Linked DNA regions of Homo sapiens: region 1 is linked to region 2. The links are chromatin loops, found by intact Hi-C in ENCODE. Cell type or tissue: Caco-2. All regions are shown on one strand. Each heading gives the region's core, and the rest is flanking DNA. Links, peaks and the distances in the headings are about the cores only. Region 1 has its middle 130 kb from the start of PTGER4. Region 2 has its middle 13 kb from the start of PTGER4.

Region 1 (8,342 bases), core at 128-8,127, 120 kb after region 2:
TATTAGGAGAATTGACTCACCTAAGGTAAAGTCCCACAATAGGCCGTCTGCAAGGTGAGGAGTGGGGAAACCAGTCCGAGTCCCAGAACCTCAAAAGAAGGGAAGCTGACAGTGCAGCTTTCAGTCTGTGGCCCAAGGTCTGAGAGCCCCTGTCAAATCACTGGTGTAAGTCCAAGAGTCCAAAAGCTGAAGAACCTGGAGGCTGATATCCAAGGACAGGAAGCATTCAGCATGGGAGAAAGATGAGGGCCGGAAGACTCAGCAAGTCTGCTCTTTCCAACTTCTTCTGCCTCCTTTATTCTAGCAGAACTGGCAGCTGATTAGATGGTACCCACCCAGATTGAGGGTGGGTCTGCCTCTCCCAGTCCACTGACACAAAAGTTAATCTCCTTTGGCCACACTTTCACAGGCACACCCAGGAACAATACTTTGCATCCTTTCAATTCAATCAAATTGATGTTCAACAGTAACCATCACAGTGCACAATCATTTCGTGTGTGTGGGTGGGGGGGTGGGTGAGTGTGCGTGTGTTTGGGTTTGTCAATACTTTCTCTCCCTTAGTTTTATTCTTGGGCCTCTCTTATGTGATTTGGATCTTTGTTTTACTTTCAAAATTTTTATTGAGTTTTAATAATTTTTATCACATCTTCAAGCCATCACTCTGTCTTTTAAAAGTTAGTTGGCTCAGATGCAGAAAATTGAAACTGGATCACTTCCTTATACAAAAATTAACTCAAGATGGATTAAAAACTTAAATGTAAGACCCAAGACTATAAAAACCCTAGAAGAAAATCTAGGAAGTACCATTCAGGACATAAGCACGGGTAAATATTTCATGATGAAAAACACCAAAAGCAATTGCAATAAAAGCAAAATTGATAAATGGGATCTAATTAAACTAAAGTTCTGTAGAGCAAAAGAAACTATCATCAGAATGACTAGACAACTTACAGAATGGGAAAAAATTTTTGCAATCTATCCCATTGACAAAGGTCTAATATCCAGAGTCTATAAGGAACTTAAACAAATTTACAAGAAAAAAACAAGCAACCCCATTAAAAAGTGGGCAAATGATATGAACAGACAGTTCTCAAAAGGAGACATTCATGTGGCCAACAAACACATGAAAAAACCTCAACATCACTGATTATTAGAGAAAAGCAAATCAAAACCACAATGAGGTATCATCTCATGCCAGTCAGAAAAAAAAAAAAGTCCAGAAACAGCAGATGCTGGTGAGGTTGCAGAGAAAGAGTAACTCTTTTACACTGCTGGTGGGAGTGTAAATTTGTTCAAGCATTGTGGAAGACAGTGTGGCAATTCCTCAAAGATCTAAAGGCAGAAAACCATTTGACCCAGCAATTCCATTACTTGGTATATACCCAAAGGAACATAAATCATTCTGTTATAAAGAAACATGCACATATATGTTCACTGCAGCACTATTCACAATAGCAAAGACATGGAATCAACCCAAATGCCCATGAATAGCAGACTGGGTAAAGAAAATGTGGTACATATACACCATGGAATACAATGCAGCCATAAAAAGGAATGATATTATGTCCTTTGCCAGGAAATGGATAGAGCTGGGAGCTGTTATCCTCAGCAAACTAACGCAGAAGCAGAAAACCAAACATGTCATGTTCTCCCTTATAAGTAGGAGCTGAACAATGAGAGCACATAGGCACATGTAGGGGAGCAACACACACTGGGGCCCGTCAGGGGTGGGAGCGGGGTGGGGGGAGACCATCAGGAAGAATAGCTAAGGGATGCTGGGCTTAATACCTAGGTGGTGGATTGATCTGTGCAGCAAACTACCATGGCCTATGTTTACCTATGTTAACAAACCTGAACTTAAAATAAATGTTGGATAAAAAAAAAAAAAAGAAAAAAAGTTAGTTGGTTGAACCCTACTGCTGGAATATGGCACTTCTTTTCCTCTCTTCTCCAACAGCCATTTCAGCTACTCTCAAGCACTAACTTTTAGCCATTGCTCCATATTTGTAATCCCAATGACTCATTTTTTTGGCTGTGGCCTTTAGCTATGTATCTCTAGTACCTAGAACAGTGCCTGGCACTTAGTGGGTAGTGATTAATATTTTTAAACAATAAAAATATTTAGGTTTTTTTTTTTTTGTATTTTATCAAAACTTCTCTGTAACCAAATAAATTGACCCAAACGAAAGCCATTCAAATTGAGGAGTTTTTTGCTTCACTCTTGACTGGACCAGGAGTGTTGGACAATTTTCTGAGCAAAGAGGAAAAAAACATTTTTCACTAAAGAGTGCTTATAATCTGATAAAACATAAATCCTAATAAATATGACAGTAGCCAATGAATGTGCTTCATAACTTTGGTACTTCTAAATGGGAGCTATAGGTAAATATTATTCAACCTTTTGTTTCATAGAGTCTGGCTATATTATTTATACTAAAATAAACTGTATTCTTTCATAAAACACTTAAAGTAGGAGACTGCTAATCCAGGACATTTTCACAGGGGTAATGAAATTTTGGGATTACTGAAGATTGAATTTAATTGTGTTGTAAGAGTATACTTGAGGCTGGGCACGGTGGCTCACGCCTGTAACCCCAGCACTTTGGGAGGCTGAGGTGGGTGGATCACAAGGTCAGGAGATCGAGACCATCCTGGCTAACACGGTGAAACCCCATCTCTACTAAAAATACAAAACATTAGCCGGGTGTGGTGGCGGGCACCTGTAGTCCCAGCTACTCGGGAGGCTGAGGCAGGAGAATGGCGTAAGCCTGGGAGGTGGAGCTTGTAGTGAGCAGAGATAGTGCCACCGCACTCCAGCCTGGGTGACAGAGTGAGATTCCATCTCAAAAAAAAAAAAATATATTTGAATGGCAATATTTAATTGTTTCTGAGTTCATTAATTATACAGCTTACTACATTAAGAGAAATTGCTGTATTTGATAACATAAAATTTAATTTTACTTGATAATCACAATAAAGTACAGAACATCAAGTTTGCACTCCTCTTCCACGGTGTTGACATTCAGGTATTGTCAGTTTTCTAAGTGCTTTGAATTGTATGTCAGAATGGCTGCCAAAATACTTGAAAGCAGAGTAAATAGAGATAGATTTACTAATTTCAGTTTGGCAGTAATTTCATGGGAAAGAAGTAGCCCTTTACCAATTTAAAATAGTAAAAATCAGAAGGATTTTTTATGGAATTTTCATGTTTTAAGTAATGCTTAGTTGTGGAACTATGTGTGCTCCTGTGAGATAGTCTTTGAGCTTTGTGCATTGGATAATCCTTTAGCATAATGAATCTAGAGAGAGAAATTCGTCATATTTTTAGCCTTTTCTTAGAAACAATCCTGGATGCTAGAGGAAAGATTTACCCAAAGATTAATGAAGTATAGTTTACTTCAACTGTATGATTACAGTTGTAGAGGAGGTGCCTTGAATGAAGCTTTTGTGTCCAGCTTTTTTGATGTTAGCAATGAGAATCGTTCCATACAACTTCAAGATTCAGTCCCCTGGGGGCAAACAGGCCAAAATGGGGAGTTGCTCCCTTTGCATTTTAGATCAAAGCTATCTGAGGCTCTGGAAATAAATCTTTTTGCTAAATTTGTTTACTTATGTTCCATCTTTGTTCGTCCTATCTGCTCATTATGTGGCAACTTTCTTGAGGGCAAAGGTTATCTTGCCCAATCCATGTAATTCATAGCAGAAAGCCAGTAGGGTTTCCAGGTTCCCAGTATTGAACCAGACATCCTGATATGTAATTTCAGTCTGGTAAAATGGAAAGAAAAAAACCCAGATATACCAAGGTGGATTAAAAAAATGATCTGTTACTATTTTCTGCTTGTGTATCTGAGAACAAAAACTGGATTTTAGTTTGGGGCTGATCATTCCTGCCCTGGGAGAGATTCTTCTGTGAGCTCTTGCTCAGGCAGATATGAATGAAGTCAAACTAAGCAGCATGTATCGAGTACTCGTTATGTCTTGGTGCTGTTCTAAGTGCTTAGTAACTCATTTAAGCCTCACAACAACCCTGTGACACAGATACTAATGCTGTCTTCATTTTGCGAATGAGGAAACTAAGGCGTAAGTCACACAGTGTAAGTGGTGGAGCTGGCATTTGGAACCTGTGAGTCAGGCTATAGAATATATATTAATAGACTGTCTAAAGTATGTCTTCATATGTCTTGGAATAGCACCTGACAATGCCATAGTAATCCAAAAGCATCAATTTCATATGAGGATTAGGAATATTATGCTTTATAAAATAAAAAATGATTTCATGAGAGAGGCTGCAGCTCTACAGAAACTCAATGTATGTATGTATGTATGTATGTATGTGTGATCTATCCATCTAATAGTTCTTTTACTGAAGTAGACAGAATAATGCCTCAGCCACTCCCACCTCCAAATGTTCATGTCCTAATCCCTAGAGCCTGGGGCTAGATGTCACATGGCAAATGGAAATTAGGTTGCAGATGGAATGAAAATTTCTTTTTTTTTTTCTTTTTTTTTTAATTATACTTTAAGTTTTAGGGTACATGTGCACATTGTGCAGGTTAGTTACATATGTATACATGTGCCATGCTGGTGCGCTGCACCCACTAACTCGTCATCTAGCATTAGGTATATCTCCCAATGCTATCCCTCCCCCCTCCCCCCACCCCACCACAGTCCCCAGAGTGTGATATTCCCCTTCCTGTGTCCATGTGATCTCATTGTTCAATTCCCACCTATGAGTGAGAATATGCGGTGTTTGGTTTTTTGTTCTTGCGATAGTTTACTGAGAATGATGATTTCCAATTTCATCCATGTCCCTACAAAGGACACGAACTCATCATTTTTTATGGCTGCATAGTATTCCATGGTGTATATGTGCCACATTTTCTTAATCCAGTCTATAATTGTTGGACATTTGGGTTGGTTCCAAGTCTTTGCTATTGTGAATAATGCCGCAATAAACATACGTGTGCCTGTGTCTTTATAGCAGCATGATTTAGAGTCCTTTGGGTATATACCCAGTAATGGGATGGCTGGGTCAAATGGTATTTCTAGTTCTAGATCCCTGAGGAATTGCCACACTGACTTCCACAATGGTTGAACTAGTTTACAGTCCCACCAACAGTGTAAAAGTGTTCCTATTTCTCCACATCCTCTCCAGCACCTGTTGTTTCCTGACTTTTTAATGATTGCCATTCTAACTGGTGTGAGATGGTATCTCATTGTGGTTTTGATTTGCATTTCTCTGATGGCTAGTGATGATGAGCATTTTTTCATGTGTTTTTTGGCTGCATAAATGTCTTCTTTTGAGAAGTGTCTGTTCATGTCCTTCGCCCACTTTTTGATGGGGTTGTTTGTTTTTTTCTTGTAAATTTGTTTGAGTTCATTGTAGATTCTGGATATTAGCCCTTTGTCAGATGAGTAGGTTGCGAAAATTTTCTCCCATTTTGTAGGTTGCCTGTTCACTCTGATGGTAGTTTCTTTTGCTATGCAGAAGCTCTTTAGTTTAATTAGATCCCATTTGTCAATTTTGGCTTTTGTTGCCATTGCTTTTGGTGTTTTGGACATGAAGTCCTTGCCCATGCCTATGTCCTGAATGGTAATGCCTAGGTTTTCTTCTAGGGTTTTTATGGTTTTAGGTCTAACATTTAAATCTTTAATCCATCTTGAATTGATTTTTGTATAAGGTGTAAGGAAGGGATCCAGTTTCAGATTTCTACATATGGCTAGCCAGTTTTCCCAGCACCATTTATTACATAGGGAATCCTTTCCCCATTGCTTGTTTTTCTCAGGTTTGTCAAAGATCAGATAGTTGTAGATATGCGGTGTTATTTCTGAGGGCTCTGTTCTGTTCCATTGATCTATATCTCTGTTTTGGTACCAGGACCATGCTGTTTTGGTTACTGTAGCCTTGTAGTATAGTTTGAAGTCAGGTAGTGTGATGTCTCCAGCTTTGTTCTTTTGGCTTAGGATTGACTTGGCAATGCGGGCTCTTTTTTGGTTCCATATGAACTTTAAAGTAGTTTTTTCCAATTCTGTGAAGAAAGGCATTGGTAGCTTTATGGGGATGGCATTGAATCTGTAAATTACCTTGGGCAGTATGGCCATTTTCACGATATTGATTCTTCCTACCCATGAGCATGGAATGTTCTTCCATTTGTTTGTATCCTCTTTTATTTCATTGAGCAGTGGTTTGTAGTTCTCCTTGAAGAGGTCCTTCACATCCCTTGTAAGTTGGATTCCTAGGTATTTTATTCTCTTTGAAGCAATTGTGAATGGGAGTTCACTCACGATTTGGCTCTCTGTTTGTCTGTTGTTGGTGTATAAGAATGCTTGTGATTTTTGTACATTGATTTTGTATCCTGAGACTTTGCTGAAGTTGCTTATCAGCTTAAGGAGATTTTGGGCTGAGACAATGGGGTTTTCTAGATATACAATCATGTCGTCTGCAAACAGGGACAATTTGACTTCCTCTTTTCCTAATTGAATACCCTTTATTTCCTTCTCCTGCCTAATTGCCCTGGCCAGAACCTCCAACACTATGTTGAATAGGAGTGGTGAGAGAGGGCATCCCTGTCTTGTGCCACTTTTCAAAGGGAATGCTTCCAGTTTTTGCCCATTCAGTATGATATTGGCTGTGGGTTTGTCATAGATAGCTCTTATTATTTTGAAATACGTCCCATCAATACCTAATTTATTGAGAGTTTTTAGCATGAAGGGTTGTTGAATTTTGTCAAAGGCTTTTTCTGCATCTATTGAGATAATCATGTGGTTTTTGTCTTTGGCTCTGTTTATATGCTGGATTACATTTATTGATTTGCGTATATTGAACCAGCCTTGCATCCCAGGGATGAAGCCCACTTGATCATGGTGGATAAGCTTTTTGATGTGCTTCTGGATTCGTTTTGCCAGTATTTTATTGAGGATTTTTGCATCAATGTTCATCAAGGATATTGGTCTAAAATTCTCTTTTTTGGTTGTGTCTCTGCCCAGCTTTGGTATCAGAATGATGCTGGCCTCATAAAATGAGTTAGGGAGGATTCCCTCTTTTTCTATTGATTGGAATAGTTTCAGAAGGAATGGTACCAGTTCCTCCTTGTACCTCTGGTAGAATTCAGCTGTGAATCTATCTGGTCCTGGACTCTTTTTGGTTGGTAAACTATCGATTATTGCCACAATTTCAGCTCCTGTTGTTGGTCTATTCAGAGATTCAACTTCTTCCTGGTTTAGTCTTGGGAGAGTGTATGTGTTGAGGAATTTATCCATTTCTTCTAGATTTTCTAGTTTATTTGCGTGGAGGTGTTTGTAGTATTCTCTGATGGTAGTTTGTATTTCTGTGGGATCGGTGGTGATATCCCCTTTATCATTTTTTATTGTGTCTATTTGATTCTTCTCTCTTTTTTTCTTTATTAGTCTTGCTAGCGGTCTATCAATTTTGTTGATCCTTTCAAAAAACCAGCTCCTGGATTCATTGATTTTTTGAAGGGTTTTTCGTGTCTCTATTTCCTTCAGTTCTGCTCTGATTTTAGTTATTTCTTGCCTTCTGCTAGCTTTTGAATGTGTTTGCTCTTGCTTTTCTAGTTCTTTTAATTGTGATGTTAGGGTGTCAATTTTGGATCTTTCCTGCATTCTCTTGTGGGCAGTTAGTGCTATAAATTTCCCTCTACACACTGCTTTGAATGCGTCTCAGAGATTCTGGTATGTTGTGTCTTTGTTCTCGTTGGTTTCAAAGAACATCTTTATTTCTGCCTTCATTTCGTTATGTACCCAGTAGTCATTCAGGAGCAGGTTGCTCAGTTTCCATGTAGTTGAGCGGCTTTGAGTGAGATTCTTAATCCTGAGTTCTAGTTTGATTGCACTGTGGTCTGAGAGATAGTTTGTTATAATTTCTGTTCTTTTACATTTGCTGAGGACAGCTTTACTTCCAACTATGTGGTCAATTTTGGAATAGGTGTGGTGTGGTGCTGAAAAAAATGTATATTCTGTTGATTTGGGGTGGAGAGTTCTGTAGATGTCTATTAGGTCCACTTGGTGCAGAGCTGAGTTCAATTCCTGGGTATCCTTGTTGACTTTCTGTCTCGTTGATCTGTCTAATGTTGACAGTGGGGTGTTAAAATCTCCCATTATTAATGTGTGGGAGTCTAAGTCTCTTTGTAGGTCTGTAAGGACTTGCTTTGTGAATCTGGGTGCTCCTGTATTGGGTGCATATATATTTAGGATAGTTAGCTCTTCTTGTTGAATTGATCCCTTTACCATTATGTAATGGCCTTCTTTGTCTCTTTTGATCTTTGTTGGTTTAAAGTCTGTTTTATCAGAGACTAGGATTGCAACCCCTGCCTTTTTTTGTT
Region 2 (8,342 bases), core at 47-8,046:
ATTCATTTCAAGGGTCACTCTTGGGAGCTTCCTTTTTTTTAATTAAATTTTTTTTTTATTATTTGTAGAGACGAGGTCTCACTATGTTGCCAAGGCTGATCTTAAACTTGTAGACTCAAACTATCCTCCCACTTTGCCCTCCCAAAATGTTGGGACTACAGGCATAAGCTACTGCACCTGACATGGGGAACTTCCTTTTCATACAGCCCTTTCCTTAAGAAAGTGCTCTATGACAGTGGTGGCCCCACCATTCTGCCTTAGAATAGCAGTCATGTATTGAGCCCTGAATCAGCAAACCCGGGAATGTAGACAACCAGGACTCTAGACACCTGTCCAAAATGATTTGCAGAGCTAAGCCAAGCAGAGCTTTACTCCTTCTTTCCCTTCTCCTATTTCTTTTTTCTCTCTTTCCATTCTTTCCTTCATTTCTCACTGTTTACCAACTTCAGTAGCTAACATGATTAAGCACTCACCACGTACCAGGCAATGTGAAAAGGCTTTTAGTGAATTTCTCCGCCTGTTTTACAAATGAGGATACTGAGATGGAGAGAAGTTAAGTAATTTTTCTAAGGTCACAAACTCATAAGTGCTATGGCAGAGTGTGTATGTTACTGACCACTGAGTTATACTGTCCCATTCCTAAACTCCTCACCCCATTCCTTAAAACACGAAAGAACAAAAGCCACCCCATTTCAATAAAGGAATAAAGGTGAAACTTCCCTGAATAATAATGGTATATTCAGTCTAGCCACCTACCGCCCATCCCTGTGCCCTCAGGAAGCGGGTACCAGAAACAGGAAGCAGAAAATGTTTCACAGTATTTCTGATTTAATCTTATAGCTACTTATTTTAATTTTCTATTTCATGTGGGGTTAACTTACCATTGCAGCAACTGCCAAGGGGATTGGTAATAATTTCTATGACGTTTAAATGTTTAAATATTTCCTTGTGAAGCCTTGGCTTATTCTGTTCCCAAACACATGCGGAAATCAACTTTCCTGCTTAGGTTGAGCCTGTACATAGTGATGAAGTGAACAGTTGTGTCAATATCATGAAAAAACACAGAACAAGTGCAAACTATCTGCCAAGGATTGTACTAAGCCCTTAATATTTATCTTAGTTAAGCCTATGGTAAACCTCCACGCATGATTGTTCCATTTTGCAGAGGAATGAACTGGGCTTTTGAAAGAAGGAAGGAGGACAAGAGAGTGGTTGCCTAACTACCCAGCTACAGGGAGGTGGTCTAGTGTGATGAGTGGAAGATCAGGCAAAGTAACTTCCTGAAGGTCCCCTTTCCTTATGCTGTCAGTTTTTATTGGTGTAATCTAACTTCCCAGTTCTGTCAACAGATGTCACTGCCAGGATCACCTCTAATAGCCCAAATCTCTGCTCTCTTTTTATCACTAAACAGCTCACACATGCTTATTCATGGTTTCAGCACTAACAGGCAGTAGTATATATACTATGAGACTTTTTTAGGCTCCATAAGAACACGAGCTTTATCATCTATTGCTCTATCAGGATGTAAAGTCAGTAAGAAAATCTGCATTCTTTAGGTGCATTTTTTTTTTTTTTTTTTTTTTTTTTTTGTGGGAGATGGGGTGGAAATGGCTATGGGAGAGAAAGTTTTAACTCAGGGATGACAAATGGGGATAGGGAGCAATACATCATCTGCCCCTCCCCTTCTTCCTAAACACATTGTAGGTATTGCTGATCAACAACCCCACTGCTTCCTCTGAGGGCCCCACTACCCATCTACTGATGCATAAGAAGTGAAACGTCTTTTCCATCTTTAGCATAGATGTGTACAGAATTCATTCTAAGAGACCCTAATAAATGGTGGTTTTGCAAATGTGTGATGGTTGTATGTATGAGAACTTCTTTGCCTATGCAACTAAGGATGAGCCCTGAAGATCTTTAGTCAAAGTTTGCTTTGGAAGGCAAACTTGGTGCCAAGAGAATATGAAAGTGGCATAGATGCAAGTTATTATTATCATTAAATATGTAACTATGAAAATAACCTCACCTAGGATACAAGATCCTGCAAGGCATATTCACCTATAAAAGATGCCTTTTTAATAAGCATGTCTAGAATCTATCTAACAGTGTAATCAATGCCTTTACACAAAGTGCCCACATTTGTCATTTGGAAGCAGCAGGACACAAACTGAAGAGGGCAGGAACCATGTGCATTTGGGTCAAACTGTGACATTGAAGTCTGAAGGTTTTCAGCTATTAGAAACTAACTAAATCTTCTAAATACTGCAATAAAATTTTAGAAGCCAAATGGAGAGTAAATTATTTTTAAAAAAGATGAATTGCAATTATTAAAACTTAACTCTATTCAGTAGACACTCTATGATGTTTAAATATACACAGAAATGAATATTTGAAAAATGGAATCATTTAAAACTTATGGCATAGAAGTTTGCTACATAATAGAGCTCTTTGGGAAATATTCTGCTGAAGGATCAGACATTTATTATTTCTATTTTTTCTTTTGTTTTTGATGCACATGTATTTTAATAGTTCTCATGTATTAAGTAGAATACACATTTTAAATTACATTTATACAAGTTAACTCTTGTTTACCTCCCGTACTAAAAGACTATGCTGTTTATTTCCTCATTATAAATGCAGTGCAGTGCACAATTGACTCTATAACCAGAGAGGAGAGAAAACTCTATTTTTTTAAACTTTTAGGTTGAAGGGTACATGCATAGGTTTGTTATATAGGTAAACTCGTGTCACGGGGTCTTGTTTTACAGATTATTTCGGCACCTAGGTACTAAGCCTAGTACCTAATAGTTGTTTTTTCTGTTCCTCTGACTATTTCAGAGAATCAAGCTTACTCAGGTTATTCTGTTGCAGTGCATTAGTGTCAAATGTGGGTATTTGTAAGAGCTGAACAACTCCCCAAATATCTAACTGACCCCATGGATTGGTGAGGAATCTCAGAAGAACACAACTTTTTAATTAATAAATATTTGTGAATTAGAGAATAAAAAGCATTTCTAAGAATAAAAATCTGCTCTAAAATTTGATAATTTTTGTAAGGTGTAGAAAAGAATATATTGAAACTTTGGTTGCTGGAAAAAAAAGTATTTAAGAGTAGCATACTTGAGATGGTCTGTAAATTGGTGTATGGCCGGATGATAAAACACTTTGTCCTTAACACATCACTATTCTTCCTCCCTTATTAGTGTACTACTGTACTTAGTTTCACTAACATGAATACTGAATCAAGAGTATTACAGCATTTCTTTGCCTTGAATCTTAGTTCTTAATTTTAACTAAAAGTGCACTAGACAGAAATATTCATATATTTTGGCTTTAAAGCATTAGTTTGTTAACTATGAGATGTTTTTCCTGTGATAACACAAATATACTTAAAGATAGAAATGCAATAAATATCCTTTTCAGTTTTTTATATCAAAACATTGAAGAAAGAGAAGAGAGAAAGGGAGAAAGAAAAGGGAAAGGAGGAAGGGAAGGGAGAAAGGAAAGGAAGAGAGAGGGAGAAAGAGAGAAAAAGAGAGAAAGAAAGAGGAAACTAATGGGTTGTAAATGGGTGAGTAATACATTGTCTCCCAGTCACACCCACAGATTAAATGTGATATTATGGGCATGTCACTCTTAAAGTTCCACCTAGAAGTTTAGAAGTCCCCAAGACAACAAAAACAAACATGAATGGAAAGCCTTACTAATGTAGGCTATCTGGATAACTTATTAAAATTTATTTGTATTATTTTAGAATTCCCAAGTTTAATGCAGATGTTTCATTCTGAACAAGGTGTGTCACTTTTCTCCAAGAGGCTGACACTTTAAAAATGACAAGAGGAAATATTATGCTTTTCTACTCATTTTTTTTCTACCATAAAATATTCTGAATATGCTAATAGGGATATAGTGTAAATTATTATACACAGTATCTACTTATATCATTTATGGGGTCAAAAAGAAAAACAAAATCTCTGAAAATTAATACAGCTTAGAACGTGTTATCCTTACTAATACTGTCTAGAAAAAAAGGTTTCATGGTCAAATAAGTCTTATAAGTGCTATACCTGTTAGAAGAATCTCATTGCACAATGTTGTGAACACCCTGTGTTTCACACTAGGGAACATTTTTTTCATGCCCTACCTCTGAGTTTTTAAATAATCAGAGAAATATTCTGGGTTGTGGTGGCTCATGCCTGTACACCTGTAATCCCAACACTTTGGGAGGCCAAGGTGGGAGGATCTCTTGAAGTCAGGAGTTTGAGATTAGCTTGGGCCACAAAGCAAGACCCTATTTCTACAAAAAGTAAAAGAAAAATTAGCCCAGTATGGTGGCATGCGCTTGTAGTCTCAGCTACTTGGGAGGCTGAGGCAGGAGGATCACTTGAGCCCAGCAGTTTGAGGCTGCAGTGAGCTATGATCACAACACTGCGCTCCAGACTAGGCGACAGAGCAAGACCTTGTTTCTAAACAAACAGACAAACAAACAAAAAACGTAGCATTCCCCAGATTTATTTGATCAAGCACTCTTTCATCAATAACACCCATTAACATGAAACAGATTAGAATTCCTTGGAACACCTGGAGAGAATCTTTTCAAATACAGCAAAGGATGGTTTACTTTTCTGAGGAGTGGTTCAAATGCAAACACTGAAACTTCAATAGATACATATTTGTCTTAATGTGTTAGAAAAATACACATTTCATGTATCATTTTATTAATATTGTTGCTTAGGATGAAGCTAACTTTATGTAAAGAAGTATATAGATTTAAAAAATATATAAAGTGAGTAATAGTAGAGATATATGAATATGACAGAATTATAAGCTGGAAGGTGAATGTCTGAAGGTTGGAAAACGCTGACTTAGCCTATAAATATAAATTCAATACAGTGTGCTTAAATGGGTGCAGTCATTTGGATACATATATTCAGACTGGTCTTCAGGAAACTTGGGGAAGAGGAGTGCTTAGTTAGCTCTCTGGTTCTGCCTTAAAATAATTTTGTGAGCTAGGAAGGGAAGCCTGTTCTAGACCTCAGTTTCCTTGTCTATAAATAAGGAGAGTTGGATTGGAGCATATGTTGAATTCAGCTCAACAACTTTGATGTAAGTGGAAGGCTACAGTGGTGATATGATCTGCTCATCCACCGCAGGCTGTCACATTGATGACAGCTGTGGCAGAACCCTTCATTTCATGGCCTACCATTCATTATTTGGGGTTCCTGATTAATCCTTTCTCTTTTGCAAGACCTTTTCTCAAAGTAGCTTAACCAGATTCCTGAATTTTAGCTATCTTTGTATGACCGGAGCACCATGCACAGTTCCATCTCCAGAGAATTTCCTAAGTGACAAATGGCCAAAAGATGAGACTATCTGGAGGGCAAGGCTTCCTTTGCACACCCCATCCCCAAAGTTTTTTTTGTTGTTTTGGAGAATTCACATCCATGTAATATAATTTTGAGTATTGCAATTTGGTCTTGCTTTAAATATTTAAAAATATATCTCTTAAAATCATTTTCCCTAGTGTGTGTTTTTTGTTTGTTTGTTTGAGTGGTTCTTGATTGTATTATGAAGGGGATCCTGTGATCTACTGCATTTTCTTTTCTTTTTTGAGACATAGTCTCGTTCTGTTGCCCAGGCTGGAGTGCAGTGGCGCAGTCTCGGCTCACTGCAACCTCCGCCTCCCAGGTTCAAGTGATTCTCAGCCTCCCAAGTAGCTGGGATTACAGGCATGTGCCACCGTGCCTGGCTAATTTTTTATTTTTTTTAGTAGAGACAAGGTTTTGCCATGTTGCTCAGGCTGGTCTCAAACCCTTGGCCTCAAGTGACCTGCCTGCCTTGGCCTCCCAAAGTGCTGGGATTATAGGCATAAGCCACCTCGCCTGGCTACTTATTACATTTTCTAACTGCTTATTGTTGGGGTAATGTAATGGTTATGTGCAAAGACTGCCAAACTCTGTCACTTGCTAGCTGTGTGGCATCACACAAGTAATTTAACCTCTCTGTTTCTTAGGAGTTTTTAAATTTAAAAGTCAGGATAATAATAGCAGCTTCCCTCAGGAGTTAATACGTGAAAAACACCTTATTCAGTGCCTGGTACATAGCCCTCAAAAACTGTTAGCTGTCATCTCTTTTGGCATCTAGGACAGTTCTTGGTCAGATTACTAAACTCTTGATAGTGTTGGTATATTGTCAGTTGATTGTGTTGAATGTTCTAGGTACACAATTATAAAAAAAGAATATCAGTTTAAGTGGGTCCTTTCTTTTGTTTTTATGAGAGGAATTCTTGACTGGGATCCTCAGCACAACGTTAAGTCATAGTTGAAATGAGTGTCTTTGTAAGACTATTCCAACCTCCTTTTACAAGATCTGTGTGCTATAATTTATAACTAATTTAGTGCCCTAGTTTTTTTTTATTATTATTATACTTTAAGTTTTAGGGTACATGTGCACAATGTGCCGGTTAGTTACACACGTATACATGTGCCATGCTGGTGTGCTGCACCCATTAACTCGTCATTTAGCATTAGGTATATCTCCTAATGCTATCCTTGCCCCCTACCCCCACCCCACAACAGTCCCCAGAGTGTGATGTTCCCCTTCCTGTGTCCATGTGTTCTCATTGTTCAATTCCCATCTATGAGTGAGAACATGCGGTGTTTGGTTTTTTGTCCTTGCGATAGTTTACTGAAAATGATGATTTCCAATTTCATCCATGTCCCTACAAAGGACATGAACTCATCATTTTTTATGGCTGCATAGTATTCCATGGTGTATATGTGCCACATTTGCTTAATCCAGTCTATCGTTGTTGGACATTTGAGTTGGTTCCAAGTCTTTGCTATTGTGAATATTGCCACAATAAACATACGTGTACATGTGTCTTTATAGCAGCATGATTTATAGTCCTTTGGGTATATACCCAGTAATGGGATGGCTGGGTCAAATGGTATTTCTAGTTCTAGATCCCTGAGGAATCGCCACACTGACTTCCACAATGGTTGAACTAGTTTACAGTCCCACCAACAGTGTAAAAGTGTTCCTATTTCTCCACATCCTCTCCAGCACCCGTTGTTTCCTGACTTTTTAATGATTGCCATTCTAACTGGTGTGAGATGGTATCTCATTGTGGTTTTGATTTGCATTTCTCTGATGGCCAGTGATGATGAGCATTTTTTCATGTGTCTTTTGGCTGCGTAAATGTCTTCTTTTGAGAAATGTCTGTTCATATCCTTTGCCCACTTGTTGATGGGGTTGTTTGTTTTTTTCTTGTAAATTTGTTTGAGTTCATTGTAGATTCTGGATATTAGCCCTTTGTCAGATGAGTAGGTTGTGAAAATTTTCTCCCATTTTGTAGGTTGCCTGTTCACTCTGATGGTAGTTTCTTTTGCTGTGCAGAAGCTCTTTAGTTTAGTTAGATCCCGTTTGTCAATTTTGGCTTTTGTGGCCATTGCTTTTGGTGTTTTAGACATGAAGTCCAAGCTGATAAGCAACTTCAGCAAAGTCTCAGGATACAAAATCAATGTACTAAAATCACAAGCATTCTTATACACCAATAACAGACAAACAGAGAGCCAAATCATGAGTGAACTCCCATTCACGATTGCTTCAAAGAGAATAAAATACTTAGGAATCCAACTTATAAGGGATGTGAAGGACCTCTTCAAGGAGAACTACAAACCACTGCTCAATGAAATAGAAGAGGATACAAACAAATGGAAGAACATTCCATGCTCATGGGTAGGAAGAATCAATATCGTGAAAATGGCCATACTGCCCAAGGTAATTTATAGATTCAATGCCATCCCCATAAAGCTACCAATGACTTTCTTCACAGAATTGGAAAAAACTACTTTAAAGTTCATGTGGAACCAAAAAAGAGCCCACATTGCCAAGTCAATCCTAAGCCAAAAGAACAAAGCTGGAGGCATCACGCTACCTGACTTCAAACTATACTACAAGGCTACAGTAACCAAAACAGCATGATACTGGTACCAAAACAGAGATACAGATCAATGGAACAGAACAGAGCCCTCAGAAATAACGCCGCATATCTACAACTATCTGATCTTTGACAAACCTGAGAAAAACAAGCAATGGGGAAAGGATTCCCTATTTAATAAATGGTGCTGGGAAAACTGGCTAGCCATATGTAGAAAGCTGAAACTGGATCCCTTCCTTACACCTTATACAAAAATAAATTCAAGATGGATTAAAGACTTAAACGTTAGACCTAAAACCATAAAAACCCTAGAAGAAAACCTAGGCACTACTGTTCAGGACATAGGCATAGTGCCCCAGTTTTTATTTTTATTTTACTTTCCTTTAAGTTCTGGGATACA

Evidence for each region. Peaks named below come from ENCODE experiments on the same cell type or tissue, not always from the same donor. Only the 100,000 strongest peaks of a DNase experiment are listed, where the experiment ranks them.
Region 1: it touches region 2 in a loop (4-fold over the local background); 9 of 110 quality-filtered maps call a loop at or near these places.

The regions. Positions count from the first base shown.
Region 1 is chr5:40,543,494-40,551,835 of GRCh38, reverse strand. No RefSeq gene overlaps it. Among named protein-coding and RNA genes, the nearest start is that of PTGER4, 130 kb to the left of the region's middle. In Caco-2, for the core only: no CTCF peak of the experiment used is centred there; a DNase peak (open chromatin) is centred at 3,575.
Region 2 is chr5:40,662,627-40,670,968 of GRCh38, reverse strand. No RefSeq gene overlaps it. Among named protein-coding and RNA genes, the nearest start is that of PTGER4, 13 kb to the left of the region's middle. In Caco-2, for the core only: no CTCF peak of the experiment used is centred there; no DNase peak of the experiment used is centred there; H3K27me3 peaks cover 206 bases.